Regions from separate parts of the Homo sapiens genome. Here region 1 is linked to region 2. A link is an interaction called in ENCODE POLR2A ChIA-PET data of the cell type or tissue named here. Cell type or tissue: CD4-positive, alpha-beta T cell. All regions are shown on one strand. Each heading gives the region's core, and the rest is flanking DNA. Links, peaks and the distances in the headings are about the cores only.

Region 1 (10,379 bases), core at 3,617-8,616, 140 kb before region 2:
AAAGGTGATGGTTAGCCTTGTGTGTCAACTTGGCTAGGCTATAATACCCAGTTACTGAATCAAATAGTAATCTAGGTGCATCTGTGAAGGTATTTTGTAGATGTGGTTAACAGCTACAATCTGTTGACTTCAAGTAAAGGAGATTGCTCTTGATAGTATGGGTGGGCTTCATCCAATCAATTGAAGGCCTTAAGAGCAAAAAGTAAGGTTTCCCGGAGAGAAAGAAATTCTGCCTCAAGACTGCAGCCTCAACTCCTGCCTGAGTTTCCAGTCAGCCAGCCAGCCTAAAGATTTGCTAGGCATTATAATCACATCAGCTAATTTCTTAAAATAAACCTCTTTATATATATTGATACAATGAATGGTTATAGCAGCCTTATTTGTAATAGCCACAAACTGGAAACAACCTAAATGTCCTTCAATAAGTGAATACATAAACAAATTGTGGTATATCCACAATTTTTACGCAGCAGTAAAAAGGAATAAATGGTTGAATAAGGAATAAACACATAACAAGGATGAACCTTAAAACCGTAAGGCTGAATGGAAAAAGTCAGACAAAACTAATACATACTGAATAATTCCATTTATATTGAAGTTCTAGAAAATGAGGACTAACCTATAGTAACAAAAAGCAGAAAAATTTTGCCCACTGGTGATGGAGGGGGCGCAGGTATTGTAGAGTATCTGAGAAAGGACAACTGGATAAAAGGGGGCACAAGAAAACTTTTGAGGGTGATTGATATGTTCATTATCTTGTGGCATGGTTTCATAGGTGCATACATATGTCAAAACATCAAGTTATACACTTTTAAAATGTTCAGTTTACTGTATATCTATTATACTTCAGTAGAGAGGAAGGAAGAAAGTGGGCAGGGTGGGGGAGAGGAAAGGAAACGAGGGAGGAAAGGCCCTAATAGGAAGGATTTTGGAGTTTAGATTTTAAAATGATAAAGGATGTTTGACACTCTAGGCATATGACGAATATAGGATTATGAGTCCACAAAAACCACCAGGAAGTCATGTATGTTTATACTTTTAAGTGAAGGATCAGTGGATTATCAACTCCCTAATGCTTTGCCTCTCTATGACTGGCTGCTGTCCTTCTCATCCCAATACTCCTTCCAAAGCCCCTTGCTTAAATGTAAGCCTTCTTTCCTCCTTTCAACACATCCTGCATTCCGTGACAAAATAAGTTTTCCTTAAACAGAATGTACAGCATATTATTTGTACAATTAAAAATTTTTGGCCAGGTGTGATGACTCATGCCTGTAATCCCAGCAATTTGGGAGGCCGAGATGTGTGGATTACCTGAGGTCAGGAGTTCGAGACCAGCCTGGCCAACATGGTGAAACCCTGTCTCTACTAAAAATACAAAAATTAGCTGAGTGTAGTGTGGCAGGTACCTGTAATCCCAGCTACTCAGGAAGCTGAGGCAGGAGAATCGCTTGAACCTGGGAGGTGGAGGTTGCTGTGAGCAGAGATCAGACTATTGCATTCTAGGCTAGGAGACAGAGTGAGACTCGGTCCCCAAAAAAAAACACATTTTTTTTTAATGTTTCCTCCTTGCCTGTAGGAAAAAGGCTCTGACTCCTTAGCCTGGGCATCAGAGCTCTATCTAAATGGACTTTAACCTGATTTTGTGGCACTAATTCCATTGCAGTACTTGTCCGCTCACTGGCCTGTGCCTCTCTGCCACTATTTTTGGAATAATGTCCTCTCTCCATCTTGTTTACTCAACTATATCCAACCTCTAAGGCTGTGCTCCTACAAAGCCTCCCCTGGCTACTTCAGCCCACAGAGATATTTAACTGCTCTGCAGTTCAGGACATTCTTCTGACTCTTTAAATCACATTTACTTATATATGATCTTGTGATATTTTTTGTTGACGTGTTTACTTTAATTTTCTTCCATAACCTATTCATTCAACAAACTCAACAATTATTTATTAAATGCCAAGTTAGAAAAATATTATTGATTTTATATAGATTATAGATATGTTTGAAATTTTATTTGGCAATCTGCAAGTAGAAAAATAATTATAATGTGGTATATCTGTGATAGAAGTATTAGTGCAGAGACCATGGGGAACATAATCCAGCCTGGAAGTTCAGGAGAGATACGTGGAAGAAAGGACGTCAGAGCCTTTTTCCTACAGGCATGGAAGAAACATTAAAAAAAATTTTTTTTTTTGAGATGGAGTCTCACTCTGTCTCCCAGCCTAGACTGTGGTGGTGCGATCTCTGCTCACTGCAACCTCTGTCTCCCGGGTTCAAGTGATTCTCCTGCCTCAGCTTCCCAAGTAGCTGGGATTACAGGTACCTGCCACACATGGATGATAAATATGATCATATTTTCTTGTTCTTTTCCTCCTCAGTTGTCTTCCCTGAAGAAAGGAATGCCTTTTATAGATGACAAACTCCCATTCTCAAGAACAAGGATTTTTGACCAATTTAATTTAATCAGATGTCTGGCTTTGACCTAGAAACACAGTCACGAAACTTGGTGATTAGAGACCAATTCCCAAACATGAGCATTTCTTAGGAAACACAGTAAAGATCTGAGAGACCCAAGAGCAGAAGGGCGAGAAACCAAAAGCCATCAGTTTGCATAGGAAACACCTTGTTTAGCCTAATCTTTTTATTTTTATTACTCTATTAGTCACTACAACTATTTTCTGATTGCTATGGTGATAGATGGTTTAAAACAAGCCTTCATTAAGAATTGTCACACCATGGTCTCAGTCAAAAACACCAACATTTTTATTGGTATTGACAATTATGGGAATATCCAATTCCAAGAAGACAAGGAGACCTCTGAACTTTCTAAATGAAGACTCCAATCTTCCTGATCTGATGGGAAGCAGCTTGGCAAGATTACCAACCACCACCACAGAGAGTGGACTCTAAGCTAAGACTTAAAAGATAAGTAGAAATTATCCAGGTAAAGATGTGTACAGAGAAGGAAGTACATCCAGGGGAAAAGAACAATACGTGCAAAAGTACGGAAATGGTAAAAAGTAATACTACATAGTCAAAGCCAAGCAGAGTTCAGAAGGGATCTGGTGGTGAAAAATACGGCTAGAGAAAGCAGCAAGGATTGGCTTCTAAAACCTATGTAGTATCTTGGACCTTACCCTAAATGTAATGAGAAGCTTCTAAAGAATCTTTCATTTATTCATTCATTGAACAAATATTTTGAGGCTTTCTGTGAAGAACATCATTCTAAGTAGTAAAGATACAGCAGTGAATAGGACACATAAAATCCTAGATCTCACAGAATTGACATTCCAGAGAGGGAAAGGTAGACAATAAATACATAAACAAATCATTTAACAAGATGATTTCAGACAATGGTACGTACTGTGAAAAAAATGAAACAAGGTAATGGACAGCGAAAAGGCACTGGAAGGAAGCCTGCTTACCTTTGCATGGTTAGAAAAGATCTCTCTAAGAAAGAGACCACATGTGAGCTGCGACCTGAAGGATACCGAGAAGCTAGGTGTGCAAAGATGTGGGGACAGAACTTTTGGACTGAATAGCAAATACAAATGCCCTTGGGTGCAAGCTTTGCCTGTTCAAGGACCAAAAAGAAGGCCAGTGTGCCTGCAGCATACTAAGCACAGAGGAAAACACTGTTATATGCTGAGATTGGAATTATAAGTAGAGCCAGATAATATAGTCTCTTATAGGTCATAATAAGGCAACCAGATTTTATTCCAAGAGGATTTAAAAATCACTGGAGGTTTTGCACTAGGGTGAGAGGTGTGATTTGTATTTTTAAAAGATAATTCTGGAGAATTAACTATAATGAGGTAGGAGTAAACTAAGTTAGGGGCTATTTCAGTGGCTCAGACAAGAGATAATGGTAGCTTAGACTAGGATAGTAGTCGTAGAAATAAATAAAAGTGGCACTCTACTTTGGGGGTAGAGTCTATAATAGGTTTGGTTTATGGATCATATATGAGAGTAAAAAAAAGAAAATAAATTAATAATGGTTCCTAGGTTTGTACCTGAGCAACTGAATAAATGGGTGCTGTGAATTGAGATAAAGGAGATTGAGAATCACAGGCTTTGTTTTGCAAATTAATTTTGAGAGGCTTATTAGACATCCCAGTGGAGATTTCAGGTGAGTGGAGCCCATTGAAAGGTAAGGGACAGGGTCAGGTGTGGTAGGTCAGGCCTGTGATCCCAGGACTTTGGAAGGCCAAGGCAGACAGATCAGTTGAGCTCAGGAGTTTGAGACCAGCCTGGGCAACATGGGAAAACCCTGTCTCTACAAAATATGCAAAATATTACCTGGGCATGGTGGCATATGACTGTGGTCCAAGCCACTTGGGGGGCTGAGATGGGAGGATCACTTGAGTACAGGAGGCGGAGGTTGCAGTGAGCCAAGATCTCGCCACTGCAAACCAGCTTAGGTGACAGAGTGAGAACCTGTCTCAATAAATAAATAAGAAACGTAAGGGAAAAGGAAATTAATCTGATCATTGGCAAATGCATAGTATTTAAAGCCAGGGGAGTAGATGAGATACTCAAAGTAGGTGAAGATAAGGAGGCAATGAAGGCCTAGGACTCTGGTGTACATTTAGATGGTTATAAGAGGAATAGAAACTGGCAAAATAAGTAACACTGAGCACCCAATGAGGTGGAGAGGAAAGCCAGGAGATGAAGCATCATAGAAGGCAAGAGAAGAAGGGTGTCAAAGAGGCGAGGCAGTCATCAACTTCTGGGCAGTCAAATAATATAAGGACAGAAAAGTGACCATTGGATTTGGAAATATGATGAGCACTTTGAGTGGAGTGTTGAGACAGAAGACCAATTAGAGTAGATTGAGGAGATAACGAGAAATGAGAAAATGTAACCTGCAAGCACAGACAATTCTTGAGAGACTTTTCTGTGAAAGGAAACAGACACAGAGTCTTAGCATGTCTTGTCTTTCTATGGGAAATGTAAATAGTTTGAGATCAGGGATAGTATTTTATTCTGCTTTTTGTACCTCTACATTACCTAGCATAGAGCTAGCTAATGTGCACTTAAGTATGTTCTCAATTCTTATCGCCTGAATGACTGGATGGGTGAAAGAATGGATGGATGGATGGATGGATGGATGGAAGGATGGATGGATGGATGGAAGACTTCTGATTTGCCAAGAAGAGGATACTGGTAGCAGAAATAAAAACAGCACTGGAGAAAGAAGAGTTTAGATTTTTATTCTTTGGTGTCAGTTAGACAGGAAAGTAAGACATTAGAAGAGTCCTTAGATAATTTATGTAATTGTTCACTTAGGATTTTTAAATGTGATCACTGATATTGGACATGTTCCTAGTGAAGCATTTTTGGTGTTTCACTGGTTGAAGTTAATAACTGTAAAATTATTTCCCGTTCAGGACAGAAAAACAGAAAACTTGAAGCTCCTATTAGAAAGTTCAAGATTCTCTGGGGTTCTTAGGATTTACTGTTCCCAAAACTCTGTCAAGAACAAGAAAATGACCTGTATACTTAACTGGTCTAGGCAACAGTGGAAAGACAATTCTCAGAGAAGATTTGTTTTAAGAAGACACTTTCCATAGGAATCAAACAATAGCTTTCAGTGACTAACATGGTAAGACACAGGGTGTTAGCTCTTTCCTTCCAACCTCATGGCTGTTGTACCTTACCTTTCGACCCCGTGTTCCTGAAATTGTTAAATTCATAAACTTACCAAGGACTAACCAGCCTCTGGGGAATTGCTGTATACTTAGCAAACTTACAATGGACATATTTATAAGCCATAATGATAACTGACTAATAGGAAATACCCTCAACTGAAAATGAGAGATCATCATTTGCAAATGAGTTCCCTTGCCCAGGCAACTACTGGGGAAAATGTCATGCAAGCAAAATTAATCTTTGAAATCCTCCTTTTCCATTTTTTGTGTCTTCCTTTTCCATAGGCACCAGAAATATCATGGTGCCTGGATCTCATCTCTACAGAAAAAAAAAGTGATTTGATAAACTGATTTATATTGTGTCCAAATGTGATTGTATTTTCAAAGATAACCTAAGGGGAGAATGCTGTCTGGCCCAACAGCAGGCTCTCGACTTCATTTCAGACACTGTGGCCAATGGCTGGGAAACAGGTATGAACAGTAGGTTTCTGAGTCCCCTGGAATTATTCCATTTATGTAGCCACCTCCATGACAGGAAGCCTCCCTACTCTTACTTCCCAGTTTGTTCATTCATGGCACCAGGTTGCAGATTAAAATTTGCTCAGTGACCTTTTATCTAATAATGTGTTACCTTCTTCTCTTAAAAAGTACAAGGGACAAATGCTCATGGTATACTTTTAGGAGATTGTGGCTCTCTATTAACAGTATTTATTCAACAAACATTTATTGAGCATTTATATGTGCATCATGCTAGGGACTGGAACCTAGTAAGTGTAGCACATATTATTTCATTTAATCCTCACAACAAACCCATGAGGTTGGTTTTATGATCCCAATTTTTCAGAAGAAGAAACTGATATTCAGAACCAGTTAACTAACTGGTTCAAGGTCATGCAATTTCTAAGATACAGAACCAAGAGTCAAAGACATGATTTTAAACCAAAGCTTTTTCTGCTACTCCACATTGCTTCCCTAGGTGAGATCTGAGGCATTCCGCGAAAAGAGAAGGGTCATAAAGCCAAGGGAAGACAAGCTTAGGAAAAAAAAGGGAAATGTCCTAAATAAACAGCTTTCCTATTTACCAGAAACCACTAGTTTAAAAATATAATGGGAAAAATCCTATTCACTTTAACAATGTTAAAAAAAAAAAAGATAGAAGAAACATAGGGATAAACTTAACACATTTGTAGGATATGTAAAGAAACTAAAAGATGTTAATAATGGCCTAAAGAAAAAAAAACTTACATGTATGGGGAGATAGACCATCTTACTGGATTCTAATATTTAATAGTCTAGGTGTTCCATTTCTCACCAAATTAATGTATACATTTAATACAATGTCAAACGAAATATCTTAGGAATTGCTTACAAATTGTCAGATAATTACAAAGTTTACCTGGGAAATATAAGCATATATGAAGAGTGAATGGGACCCCACCACTCCCCCCAAAACAAAAAAGGTCTGAAAAGGACAGAAATCAAGGAGAGTCTTGCCTGCCAGATACAAAATTCTATTATAAAGGTGTATTGATGAAAACAATTTAATACTAGTGTAGCAATAGGCAGCAAAGCAATGAAACAGCATAAAAAGACCAGAACTATACCTAATTATGATGAAGATTTAAGGTATGATAAACATGACATAATTCAAATCAGCAGAAATTGGCATAGATAGGGTTAAGACAAATAGCTAATCATTAGAGGGGAGGAAGGAAAGGAGGGAGGATAAAATTAGGTTCCTGCCTTCATCTTACATTAAAATAAATTCCAGATGTATTACATTTAAATTTTTTTAAAAAAAGAAACCACAAAATACTTGAAGAAAATATAAGTTGTTATATAGTCTTTTGATGGGAATTTTTTTTTTTTTCAGAGACAGGGTCTTGCTCTGTCACCTAGCCTAGAGTGCAATGGCATGATCATGGCTCACTGCAGCCTTGAACTCCTGGGCTCAAGTGATCCTCCCAGCTCAGCCCCCCAGGTAGCAGGAACTACAGGCATGCGACACCCCATCCAACTTATTTTTTATTTTTTGTAGAGACAGGGGTCTTGCTTTGTTTCCCAGGCTTATCTCGAACTTCTGCCTTCAAGCACCTCAGCCTCCCAAAGAGCTGGGCTGATGGGACATTTTTTAACATAGTGCCACATTACCATAAATGAAAAGCTTGTAAAATACTAATTTTTAAAACTAATATATATCAGAAATTTTTATAAACAAAGTTAAAAAGCAAACACAAAAAATTTGTAGCACTTATGACAAATATATGTATATATATGAATACAAAAAGAGCCTTTACAAAACAGTAAGAAAACAATGAATACTCCCAATGGAGTATTCAAAACTAAACTGCTAAAAGCAATTCAAAACAAAAAACATAAACTATGCATATATGTATGTGAAAAAGTTTAACCTTATCAAAGAAGTAAACTCTCAAAGAAATAAACATCAAATAAGGAAATAGCCTTTTCCCACAAATAACCAAAATCTGTAAGAATACTGAGCTGCGAATGTTTCAGAAAAAAAAAAAAATCATACACCTAGTTCGGCATGTAATTAATATAGATCAGAACACTTTAAAAATATTTATAGGCCAGGCACGGTGGCTCATGCCTATAATCCCAGCACTTTGGGAGGCCAAGGCGGGTGGATCACCTGAAGTCAGGAGTTTGAGACCATCCTGACCAACATGGTGAAACCCTGTCTCTACTAAAAATACAAAAACTAGCCAGGCATGTTGGCGTATGCTGGTAATCCTGGCTACTCGGGAGGCTGAGGCAGGAGAATTGCTTGAACCCAGGAGGTGGAGGTTGCAGTGAGCTGACATTGTGCCACTGTACTCCAGCCTGGGCAACAAGAGCAAAACTCTGTCTCAAAAAATAATAATAAATAAAAATAAAATATTTATATACTCTGACCCATCAATTTGTCCAGCATAATTAGGCATGTGTACAAGGGTTTACACACAAGAATGCCTATTGCAATATTGCTTTTAATGCTAAAAAAAATTGGGGAAAATGCTTTAAAAATATAGATTAAGACTGTACATTGTGGTACAGTCATATAATCAATAGTATACAGCTATTATTTATTTTCAGCCACTGTCCAAAATATAGCCTGGCCTAACAACATTCTGTTAGGATACGCAAGCACCGTGAGGAGATCAGCTATAAAGTATCAGTGTTTCACACCACTGCTCCTTTGCTAATAACCTTCAATGGCTTTTAAAGAAGTAAAAAACAAAGGCAAAATTCCTTAGTCAGCCCTTAAGACTCTCTGTTACTTAGCTCAAACTACCCTTTTCAACAACACTGCCCTAACCAGGATGAGTTTTTTGCCCCCCTGGAGTACATTCAGCCTTTCCTTATCAAACCTTCCTTTAAATAAGTATCTTCTCCAGGACCACTTCACTTTCTTCCCCAATTTAGCATTTTCTATATCTCCAGGCCTACCTCTATAAAGCCTGTCCTAACCACTCAAACCCTAGCTTTTTCTCTGAACTGCTAGAAATATTTTTCTCTCATTGGCCATTTAGGTAAAAAGGTTTTTACTGTTTATTACCTACTCAATAAAAATTTTCTTTTTTTGAGACAAGGTCTTACTCTGTCGCCTAGAATGGGGGGAAGTGGTGTGATCACAACTCACTGCAGCTTCTACCTCCCAGCTCAACAGTCCTCCCACCTCAGCCTAGTGAGTAGCTGTGACTACAGGCATGTGCCACCATACCCCACTACTTTTCATTTTTTATTTTTTGTGAGATGGAATCTCACTATGTTACCCAGGCTGGTCTGCTGATCTCAATTGATCCTCCCACTGTGGCCTCCCAAAATGCTGGGATTACAGGCATGAGCCACAATATCTGGCCCCAGTAAGCTTTTAAGGCCATTAACATGAGGAACAGTGTTCTTTACACTATTTTATCAGCTAGGGCTTTGCATGGAGTAGGAGTTTAGTAAATGCGGTTGATGGGTTAATCAATGTGTGAAAATATTCAGAGCCACCAAAAACAGATATTATGTCTATTCTCATCAACAATCAAAATTGAGTAAACAGCCATTTTCTAATACAGGAAACCACAAAACATTGAATGGTGACATTAAAAAATTCCCCCAGCAGGAGCCAACCAATTTTTTCATCCTGATCCAAGTTAGCAAACTGCAAAAGATAGGAAGCACTAATGAGTGGAAATTTGAGTAGAAGCATTTCTTATGAAGGCTGTCTTGACTGGATCACATTTTTATTGCTGTTGGAGGTGCCAAATGTGTGTGTTTATGCTAATCCTCCACCTCAGGCAACACACAGTCAAGGATCCTACCAAGTGTTACCGTCAAGTGTCTGTTGGCAGCTCAAGGCCCCAGCGTTGTTCCCTTGCACTAGGGAAAAGACATATTCCAGGTACAAGTACTCCCACTTTGATGCTACAGAGGAGTTGCTGAACTTTGTGTCATTAATCTCTCTTCGTTAGATCCCAACCCTGTTTAAATCCCACTATCTGCCTACTCTGGGTCTTCACCAATTTACTAGATCATAGTTGGAGAAAATCTACAAAGCCTTGCTCCCTTTAGATTTAAACAGGTCTCCGTTTAAATTTAGAATTGCTAACTTCAAGCGGGCCCTTATGCGACAGTATGCCTGTCAGTCATACTACATTTCCTCAATTCCATTCATGTGACTGCTCCATACCCTTCCCTCTCTCTTCATACTACTATTATCTCTTCCCCCCTCCCTCA
Region 2 (10,379 bases), core at 1,792-6,791:
GGGAGACCCTACAGACTTTTAAACAGCCAGATCTCATGAGAACTCTGTCACGAGACAGCACTAGGGGGATGGCGCTACATCATTACAAACCACCTCCATGATCCAGTCACCTCCCACTAGGTCCCACCTCCAACACTGAGGGTCATACTTCAACATGAGATTTGGGTGGGGACACAGAGCCAAACCATATCACTGTGTACGAGCATGTACACAGGTACACATGAAGGGAGATGAATATCACATTCATCAAGTCATTAACAGTTGAAACAAAGTGGAACTCTATCAACAGCATGTGCCTTATAACATATTCTGTGTTATTAAAAGTCAAATTTGAGAAAACTAAAAATTGAGGATACTCATAAAGACATTAGAAATGTTAAAAAATAAAAACAAGTAGCTAGACTTGGTAATTTCAGTGAGAAATGATTGATAGGCCCTGATGTGGTTTGGCTCTGTGTCCCCACCCAAATCGCCTGTCAAATTCTAATTCCCAGTGTTGGGGGAGGGACCTGGTGGGAGGTGACTGGATCATAGGGGTGGATTTCCCCTGTGTTCTCCTGGTGATACTGAGTTCTCATAAGATCTGGTTGTTTAAAAGTGTGTGTGTAGCACCTACCCCTGCTCTCTTTCTTTCCTGCTCCATCATGTGAAGAAGGTGCTTGCTTCCCCTTCGCCCTTCCACCATGACTTTAAGTTTCCTGAGGATGCCCCAGCCATGCTTGCTATACAGCCTGTGGAACTGTGAATCAATTAAACCTCTTTTCTTCATAAATTACCCTGTCTCAGGTTGTTCTTTCTAGCAATGTGGGAATGGACTAACACAGGCTCAGCGTCCCTTTCTTAACTATTTCACTCCATTTCTGGAGTTTGTATGAACCCTCCAAACTTGTGTGGTTCTCCTTTTCAAAATCACCAAATTAAAACTGATGCCTTTGCAGAGAGTAGCAGGTGGTTGCCAGAAGCTGTGGGGTGGGGGAAATTGGGAGATGCTGGACAAAGGGTATAGACTTTCAGTTTAAGATGACTAAGCTCTGGGGATCTAACATACAACACACTGATTACACTTACTAATACTGCATTGTATACTTGACATTTGGAGACAGTGGATTTTAAGTGGCTTCCCCCTTCCTCACCCCACATACACACAAATAGTAACTAATTGTGGTGATGATAATCTTTTTTTTTTTTTTTTTTTTTTTAAAGACAAAGCCTCACTCTGTCACCTGGACTGCAGTGCTGTGGTGCAATCAGGACTCGCAGCAGCCTCAACCTCCCAGATTCAAGCGATCCTCCCAACTCAGCACCCCTCACGTTCTCCCCACCCCCAACTAGCTGGGACTACAGGCATGCACCACCATGCCCAGCCAATTTTTTCTAGAATTTTAGTAGAGATGAGATCTCTCTTTGCTGCCCAGGCTGGTCTTGAACTCCTGGGCTCAAGTGATCCCCCCACCTCGGCCTCCCAAAGTGCTAGGATTACAGCTGTGAGCCACCGTGCCTGGCTATGATAATCATTTCACAATGTATCCATCTATCAAGTCATCACAGTGTACACCTTGAATACATACAATTTTTAATCTGTCCATTATATCTCAATAAAGCTGGAACACAACAATAAGATTCCTTCAGCCCAGGACTGGAAATAAAGAAGCTCTTAGAATGGTGATCATTAAAAAGTCAAGAAACAACAGGTGCTGGAGAGGATGTGGAGAAATAGGAACAGTTTTACACCGTTGGTGGGACTGCAAACTAGTTCAACCATTGTGGAAGACAGTGTGGCGATTCCTCAAGGATCTAGAACTAGAAATACCATTTGACCCAGCCATCCCATTACTGGGTATATACCCAAAGGATTATAAATCATTCTACAATAAAGACACATGCACACATATGTTTATTGAAGCACTATTCACAATAGCAAAGACTTGGAACCAACCCAAATGTCCAACAATGATAGACTGGATTAAGAAAATGTGGCACATATACACCATGGAATACTATGCAGCCATAAAAAAGGATGAGATCATGTCCTTTGTAGGGACATGGAGGAAGCTGGAAACCATCATTCTGAGCAAACTATCGCAAGGACAGAAAACCAAACACTGCATGTTCTCACTCACAGGTGGGAATTGAACAATGAGAACACTTGGACACAGGAAGGGGAACATTACACACCGGGGCCTGTTGTGGGGTGAGAGGAGGTGGGAGGGATAGCATTAGAGATATACCTAATGTAAATGACGAGTTGATGGGTGCAGCACACCAACATGGCACATGTATACATATGTAATGAACTTGCATGTTGTGCACATGTACCCTAGAACTTAAAGTATAATAAAAAATAAAAATAACAAACATTTTTAAAAGAATAAAAAGTATTTCTGCTTCTGGTAAAAAAAAAATAAAAGAAAAAAGAAAAAACCCTGACAGTTAAGCTAACCAAAAGGTGATGTTTCCTTGACTCACCCTCCTGGAGTCTAAGCCTTAGTGGGCAGCTCCATGTCCCACCTGGTGCAAGCTGTAATAGATATAATCTGAGGGGTTCAGCTTCATATTCATGTACTAGTGCAGTGCTGATTACACAGCAGACTTGAAACAGTAGTAAATTGTAGAGAAGAAGGAAAAAGAGCTGAACCTGTAAGAACTCACTCATCATTTCTGTCTCATTCTATTGGTAGAAGTGAGATACAAGGGAAGCCCAGTTTCAAAAAGTGAGGAAATAGAGTCCATCTTTTGATGAGAGGAGCTGGAGAATACCATGGTCACCTTTTTTAGTTACATATCTCCTTCTGCCACAGTTATTTACATCCCATCCACAAGCAAAATATGCTTACCTCCTCTGCCAAAAACCTCCTATCGTTATGGCATTAGGCTCTGGTTTAAAGTGTAGGATCTCATCATCAAAATCACATCCAGGCATGGATGAGGCTCTTTGGGAGTGGTGTTCAGGTTCTCTTCTAGTATGGCTCTTCTTGATCTAGAACCTGTGGACTGAAAGAAGGTACCTGCCATCTTGAACTCTCCACCCTTACCCAACATGCAACAGTGAGATGGACACAATAACCACAAAGGATACTCCCATGGAAACAGAGATGTGTAGTCATCTTGGGTTCATAGAAAATCTGAAATGGTGCCAGGAACATGTGCCAGTTCCCTTTACTCTAGGGCCAGGGAATGTTCCTTAGAGCTCATTTTTACTTCCTTTGAATAGTTTCATATTATACAATGGTGCTATAATTGTACAAGAGGTAATCCTGTAATAAATTCCATATGCTATATCACTCATAGTGGTTCTGTTTTTCTGATCAAACTCTGACTGATACAAGCCCAATTAAAAAGAGGTGCCCCCATTAGTCTCAGAATTTTCTTTAGTGGCATTACTTACTGGATTCTGGATCTTAGATCTGTGGATGATCCCTATCAGGTCAGGAAAGCTTCAGGAGCCACCAGTGGGATTTTGATGTAAGGGATTCCAGGGGATACAAACAAATTTATGCCCTTAGAAAAACAACCACTTTTGGTCCAGTTGGAGCTACTTGAGTTGGAAGGTCTTATGGGTCTGGTGCCTACATCGTAGCAACAAAGCTTCTAACTATATTTTGAAACAGATTAAACTGCGAACAGTCCAGAGTGATGGCTCAGATCTGGAGCGAATTAAAATATCAATCGTACTTTAAGGAAGGGGCCAAAATATTACACTCACAAGAAGGCGGCATGGCAGACACTGGGCCTCCACTATTCTGAAGGATGGCTGTGTCAACTGAGATCAAAGGGGAACCTGTGATAAGAGGAAAATACCCTGGTAGGATTTACAGTGGAAACACAAAGACTACTAGTGCGTCACGGATAGCAATGCCACCATAACCTGAAATAAAGTTAAATGCTAGGCTCTGCCTTCCCACCTACATGCCCTCAGAAAAGAAGGACCAAGCAAATTGGCACAATATATTTAGCTCCAGGTAGTTTCAATGCAGACAGTACAAGAAGCCAGGTGATTGGTGGGCTGCGGCTGATGGGCTGACTATATGGTCACATAGATGGAAACAAAATGCCTCGATAATTAGTGTAAACCCAGCTTGGGAAAAGTAACTATAGAAAGCCCTGCTGATGTATGTAGATACCAACTTGATGAGGGAGAGGTTTATAAATATATGAAATAGATGCTCTAACTTGAACCACAAGCCTATAAAAAGGAAAACTGGGACAATAGGGGTTATTTCCATCTCTGAATCCAATAGATTAGGGAATTAAATGAAGAATATAAAGAGGGTACTCCAACCACTTGGAGAGAATCTGAGGCACTTCCATACTGCATCAAGTGATGGTACACAACCAGATGCAGAAGAGGAAAATTACTTTTCAGAAAGGCTTGTGGGGTCCCTAATTGCATTCAGTTTTTCTTCTCCTTCCTCTAGCTGATGGGACTCAATGGATATATTCCCAAGGCAAAGAAGAAGCATTGCTAGGAGTTTTCCCTCCAATGAGGAAATGAGCTTGTCTGATAGGAGAGGATAGCTATTTAGGCTAGAATAAATACCTTCTATTAGTGTCAAACACTTATTTTGCAGGACTAGAGGCCTGATTACTCAGAGAGAGACTTGCATTAAAGAAATGGAAGTAGTACAGCTAGGTGTGGTGGTACGCACCTGTAGTCCCAGCTACTTTGGGAGGGTGAGGCAGGAGAATCGCTTGAACCCAGGAGGCGGAGCTTGCAGTGAGCCAAGATTGCGCCACTGCACTCCAGCTTGGGTGACAGAGGGAGACTTCATCTCAAAAAAAAAAAAAAAAAAAAAGCAAAAACAAAAAAACAAAAAGGAAGTAGTGGTGAAGGCAGAAACAGAAATAGGTAACTAAGAGACCAGATGACTCACATCTGGTGATGAACAAGCTAAGAAAAAAAGGCCTAAGATATAATGGACTAAAGTTATATTTACCCTTTGGTGACAATTTTGGCTACACTGTTACACTATATACACTATACTTTTAATTGTATTAGGGATGATGACAATATTTATGACCAGTTGTGCAACTCAACAGCCATTAGTGATTACCACTACGGCAGCTGGTTTTGTGTGTACTATATTGTGTGCTTGTAGGTACTCAGGATGGTAGCTTTTGCTGTTGCTACTTTTAGGTCAACCAATGTATCTGATGTGGAAGCAGAACCCCTGTGTCCTGTTGCCTGAACTACAAACAGTAATTGTAGTTACATTATAACATCAGCATCTGCCACATCTGCTGGAACAAATAATACAGATGTAGTATCTACTGGCACAAGAATTTCATGCTCACAACATCCTTGCTCTCCCATATAACCTGGACAGGAACCTATAACTAAGGAACCTATACCTAAACTATAAACAAGCACACAGCCATTTCAAGAAGTTTCATGTGGGAATTCCTGTGTATTTACTGGTTTCAGATACTGAAGATATACCTACCAGTTAATTTCCTATGAACTAGCAATTCTCAACCCTGGTTGCACATTAAAATCACCTGGCAGAATTTTTTTTGAAATAATTAAAAAAAATTTTTTATATGTCCAGGGCTGACTTTCAATACATTTCAGCGAGAGAGTTGCTCTGCTACATAGGAAACCCCAAACCCCGACCCAGAAGCAGGTCGTCTCTGAGTGATTCAGCGCCAGGTTCCCTACGAACGTGCCTTGTATGAAGGGCGTGGGGGTGGCTGCCTTTTCGGCTGCACCCCATTTCCCAGGACTAGGGGCTCTCTGCACCCGACCCGGTCCCGGTGCACGGCCGGGCAGCCCGTCGGGACCTGGCAGAACTTTTAAACCACGTGATGCATGTGTTCCATCCCCAAAGATGATTTAATTGGTTTGAGTTGGATATATATATTTTTAAAGCTCCCCAGATGATTCCATAAAATGCATACTAGTATAAACAACAGGGCCCATACTGCGAACTAGCGCAGTGGTTCTCAAAGTGTGGTCCTTGACCGGAGCCAGCAGCAGCCCCTGGGAACTTGTTAGAAATGCAAGTGGCTCACGCCTGTAATCCCAGCACTTTGGGAGGCCGAGGTGGGTGGATCTTCTGAGGACAGGAGTTCCAGACCAGCCTGGCCAACATTGTGAAACCCCGTCTCTACTAAAAAAATGCAAAAATTAGCCGGGTGTGGTGGTGGTGGGCCTGTAATCCCAGCTACTCAGGAGGCTGAGGCAGGAGAATCACTTGAACCCGGGAGGCAGAGGTTGCAGTGAGCTGAGATCATACCACTGCACTCCAGCCTGGGCAACAAGAGTGAAACTCCGTCTCAAAAAAAAAAAAAGCAAGTTTTTGAGCCCCATCTCAGACCTGCTGAATCACAAACAATTCCAGTCTGGCCCAGCAAGCCCACCCGGTGATTCTCATTTAAGGTAATGTTTGAGAACCGCTCAACTTGTGAAACAAGTTGCTGGTGTTTGAGCAAGCATCATTTTATTTCTACTAATGCACGAGAAAGACAATTATCCCCAACATGAGCTGGGACAGAACTCTGTGGTCTTATGTGATTATTTGCACTTCTTGAGAATAAATCAGTTTTCCTGAAAATAATGTTTGCTAGACTTCCATGAGAATGAAGTTTTCTTCTGGAGAGCTAAAATTAGCCACACAGACGTTTGTCCTGATAATACTTAAGTAGAAATTCTTCTCTTCCACCCCTGCCCCTGCCTGCGCCCCCCAACCCCTCTCACCTCAAGAAATGATTCATGGTAGGGGCTTCTGGCTGTGAGACTAGGAAGCTAGGGAATATTTGCCCATGTAGTTACCATTTTCAATGCTCTTCATTATTTGGTGTAGATCCATAGTTCATCTGGTATCATTTTTTTCTGCCTGAAAGACTTTAACATTTATATTGTGTGGGTCTGCTGGTGAAGAATTCTTTCTGCTTTTGTACCTCTGAAAATATCATTTTTTTCACTTTCATTTTTGGAAGATATTTTCACTGGGTGTATTAGGGCTTTCCACAGAAACAGAACCAGAAGGATATACAGGCGTTCCTTGTCATAAGTTGAGGAACGTCCTGAATATATATTGTTTTCCCACCATCACAAAGTAAAAAATCATAAAGGGATCCATCGTAAGTCAGGGACCATCTATATAGACAGGTATAGCTAGATAGGAGTAGATTTATTATGAGAATTGGCTTACAAGATTATGGAGACTGAGAAGTCCCAAAATATGCCATCTGCAAGCTGGAGAACCAGGAAAGCTGGTGGTGTCATTCATTCTGAGTCCAAAAGCCTAAGAACCGGGGGAGTCAATGGTGTATCTCAGTATGAGGAGAGCTGCTGGTATAAATCCCACAGTGCAGTGGCCTGAGAACCAGGAGCTCTGATGTCTGAAGGTAGAAGATAGACACCCTACCTCAAAAAGAAAGCTTTCTTCACCTTTTTGCTCTATTCAGGCCCTCAATGAATTAAATAATACCCACCCACCCTGGTAAGGGCAGATTTTTTTTTTTTTTTTTAAGAGATGGAATCTCACTCTGTCACCAGGCTGGAGTGCAGAGGCGCGATCTTGGCTCACTGCAACCTCTGCCCCCTGGGGTTCAAATGATTCTCCTGTCTCAGCCTCCCAAGTAGCTGGGACTAGAGGCATGCGCCACCATGCCCAGCTGATTCTTGTATTTTTTGTAGAGACGGGGTTTCAGCATGTTGGCCAGGATAGTCTCGATCTCTTGACCTTGTGATCCTCCTGCCTCAGCGTCCCAAAGTGCTGGGATTACAGGTGTGAGCCACCATGCCTGGGCTTTTTTTCTTATTTTTTGAGACAGTGTCTCACTCTTTTACACAGGCTGGAGTGCAGTGGTGCAATCATAGCTCGTTGCAGCCCTGAACTAACTGGGCTCAAGTGATCCTCCTGCCTTGCTTCTTGAGTAGCTAAGGCTACATGTGCACACCACCATGCCCAGGTAATTTTTTATGTTTTGTAGAGATGGGGTCCTGCTATGTTAACCAGGCTGGTCTCAAACTCTGGGCATTAAGTGATCCTCCTGCCTCAGCCTCGCAAAACTCTGGGATTACAGGCAGGAGCCACCACACCTGGCTGGCAGATCTTTACTCAGTCTACTGATTCAAATGCTAATCTCTTCCAGAAACACCCTCACAGACACACCCATAAATAATGCTTTACCAGATATCTGGGCATCCCTTACTGTAGCCATATAAAACTTTGTGACATTAAATTAACCATCACACTGGGTATAGAATTCTAGATTGACAGGTTTTTTTTTTTTTTACAGTACTTTAAAGATACTGTTCTGCTATCTTCTCCATAGCAAAATAAGAAATTTGCTAATATCCTTGTCGTTTTCTTCTGTATATAATGTGTCTTTATAAAATTGCAACCTCTGGTTGCTTTTAAAATTTTCCTTTTTTTCTTTTTTTGAGATGGAGTCTCACTCTGTCGCCAGGCTGGAGTGCAGTGGCGCGATCTCGGCTCCCTGCAAGCTCCGCCTCCCAGGTTTACGCCATTCTCCTGACTCAGCCTCCCCAGTAGCTGGGACTACAGGCGCCTGCCACTGCGTCTGGCTAATTTTTTGTTTTTTAGTAGAGATGGGGTTTCACCGTGTTAGCCAGGATGGTCTCAATCTCCTGACCTTGTGATCCACCCACCTCGGCCTCCCAAAGTGCTGGGATTACAGGCGTGAGCCACCGCGCCCGGCCTTAAAATTTTCTTTTTATCACTTATTTTGAGTATTTGGGCCAGCAGGAATTGTGAGACACCAGTAGAACACAGTGTAAATTTTTTTGTTTTTTTTGAGATGGAGTTTCACTCTTGTCACCCAGGCTGGAGTGCAGTGGCATGATCTTACCTCATTGCAACTTCTGCCTCAGCCTCCCAAGTAGCTGGGATTATAGGCGCCCAGCACCATGCCTGGCTAATTTTTTTGGTATTTTTAGTAAAGATGGAATTTCACCACGTTGGCCAGGCTGGTCTTGAACTCCTGACCTCAGGTGATCCACCCACTTCGGCCTCCCAAAGTGCTGGGATTACAGACATGAGCCACTGTGCCTGGCCAACACATTGTAATTTTGCATGAATGCACAAGTAAACTCATTTCTACGCTCAGCGTGTGCATAGCATTATAGTTTGAATTGTATCCCTTCCCAAAAATATATGTTGAAGTCTTAACCCCCAGTACCTCAGCACCTCGGTAAGTGACTTTATTTGGAAATAGGATATTTACAGAGGTAATCAAGTTAAAATGAGGCTAGTAGGGTAGGCCATAATCCAATGACTGCATCTTTATAAGAAAGGGAAATTTGGACGCAGAGACAGATATGCAGAGGGAAGAAGATGTGAAGACACACAGCGAAGAGACAGCATAGTACTGGAGTGCTGCATGTATAAGACAAGGAAGGCCTGGGATTGCCAGCAAATCCAGGAAGCCAGGAAGAAGCAGGAAGCCAGAAGCCAGGAAGAAACAAGGAAGGTCTGGCCTGGGATTGCCAGCAAACACCAGAAGCCAGGAAGAAACAAGGAAGGTCTGGCCTGGGATTGCCAGCAAACACCAGAAGCCAGGAAGAAGCAAGGAAGGTCTATCCCTTACAGGTCTCAGAGGGAGTAGGGCCCTGCTCATACCTTGATTTCAGACTTCTAGGCTCCAGAAATGTGAGACAATACATTACCATGCCTGACTCGTATGTTTTATACCATCTGGTTTTGGTGCTTAACAACCCTAGGAAATGACTACATGTGTGTTTCATACATGTGTTTGATTTGGAGCATTGCACATTACCATGCCGGACTCGTATGTTTTATACCATCTGGTTTTGGTGCTTAGCAACCCTAGGAAATGACTACATGTGTGTTTCATACATGTGTTTGATTTGGAGCATTGCACAGTTCCCAATCACTCAATCTCCCTCTGCACAAACAGGTTACAAGAATCCATCAGGACCAGCAATCCACACTAGGGGTACAGCATACCAGGTCTGGAGCCCTGTTGGCTCTCCATTATTCCACTTCATCAAGTGCCCTGTTTTTTGAGCAAATTGCAAGGTTTGCTAGACTGACCACTGGAAGATGGTGGCTGCTGCCTCAGTGAGCTTTTAATTCAAAGGGACAACTGGTCTCTGGAACCAGGGAACCACCATGTTCAGTCCAGGCCAAATTGCCAAACTTCCCAGTTGTGAACTAAATAAATGATTGTTATTTTAAGTCACTGTGTTTTGGAATGGCTTATTACATAGCAAAAGATAATAAAGCCCTCTAATAATGCTTGCTTTAATATTTGTATATTTCTCATATGAATGCATTTACTTTCTCTCTTTTTGTACTTGAATGAGTTTGGCTGAATATACAATTGTAAGTTGGCAGTTATTTTCTATCAGTTCACTGAAGACAGTTTTCTACTATGTGCTAACACGGTTG

Evidence for each region. Peaks named below come from ENCODE experiments on the same cell type or tissue, not always from the same donor. Only the 100,000 strongest peaks of a DNase experiment are listed, where the experiment ranks them.
Region 1: POLR2A ChIA-PET joins it to region 2 with 5 read pairs; 3 of 35 experiments call an interaction of 5 or more read pairs at or near these places.

The regions. Positions count from the first base shown.
Region 1 is chr1:169,766,704-169,777,082 of GRCh38, forward strand. No RefSeq gene overlaps it. Among named protein-coding and RNA genes, the nearest start is that of METTL18, 23 kb to the right of the region's middle. In CD4-positive, alpha-beta T cell, for the core only: no CTCF peak of the experiment used is centred there; no DNase peak of the experiment used is centred there.
Region 2 is chr1:169,904,014-169,914,392 of GRCh38, forward strand. No RefSeq gene overlaps it. Among named protein-coding and RNA genes, the nearest start is that of SCYL3, 15 kb to the left of the region's middle. In CD4-positive, alpha-beta T cell, for the core only: no CTCF peak of the experiment used is centred there; a DNase peak (open chromatin) is centred at 4,868; H3K27ac peaks cover 556 bases.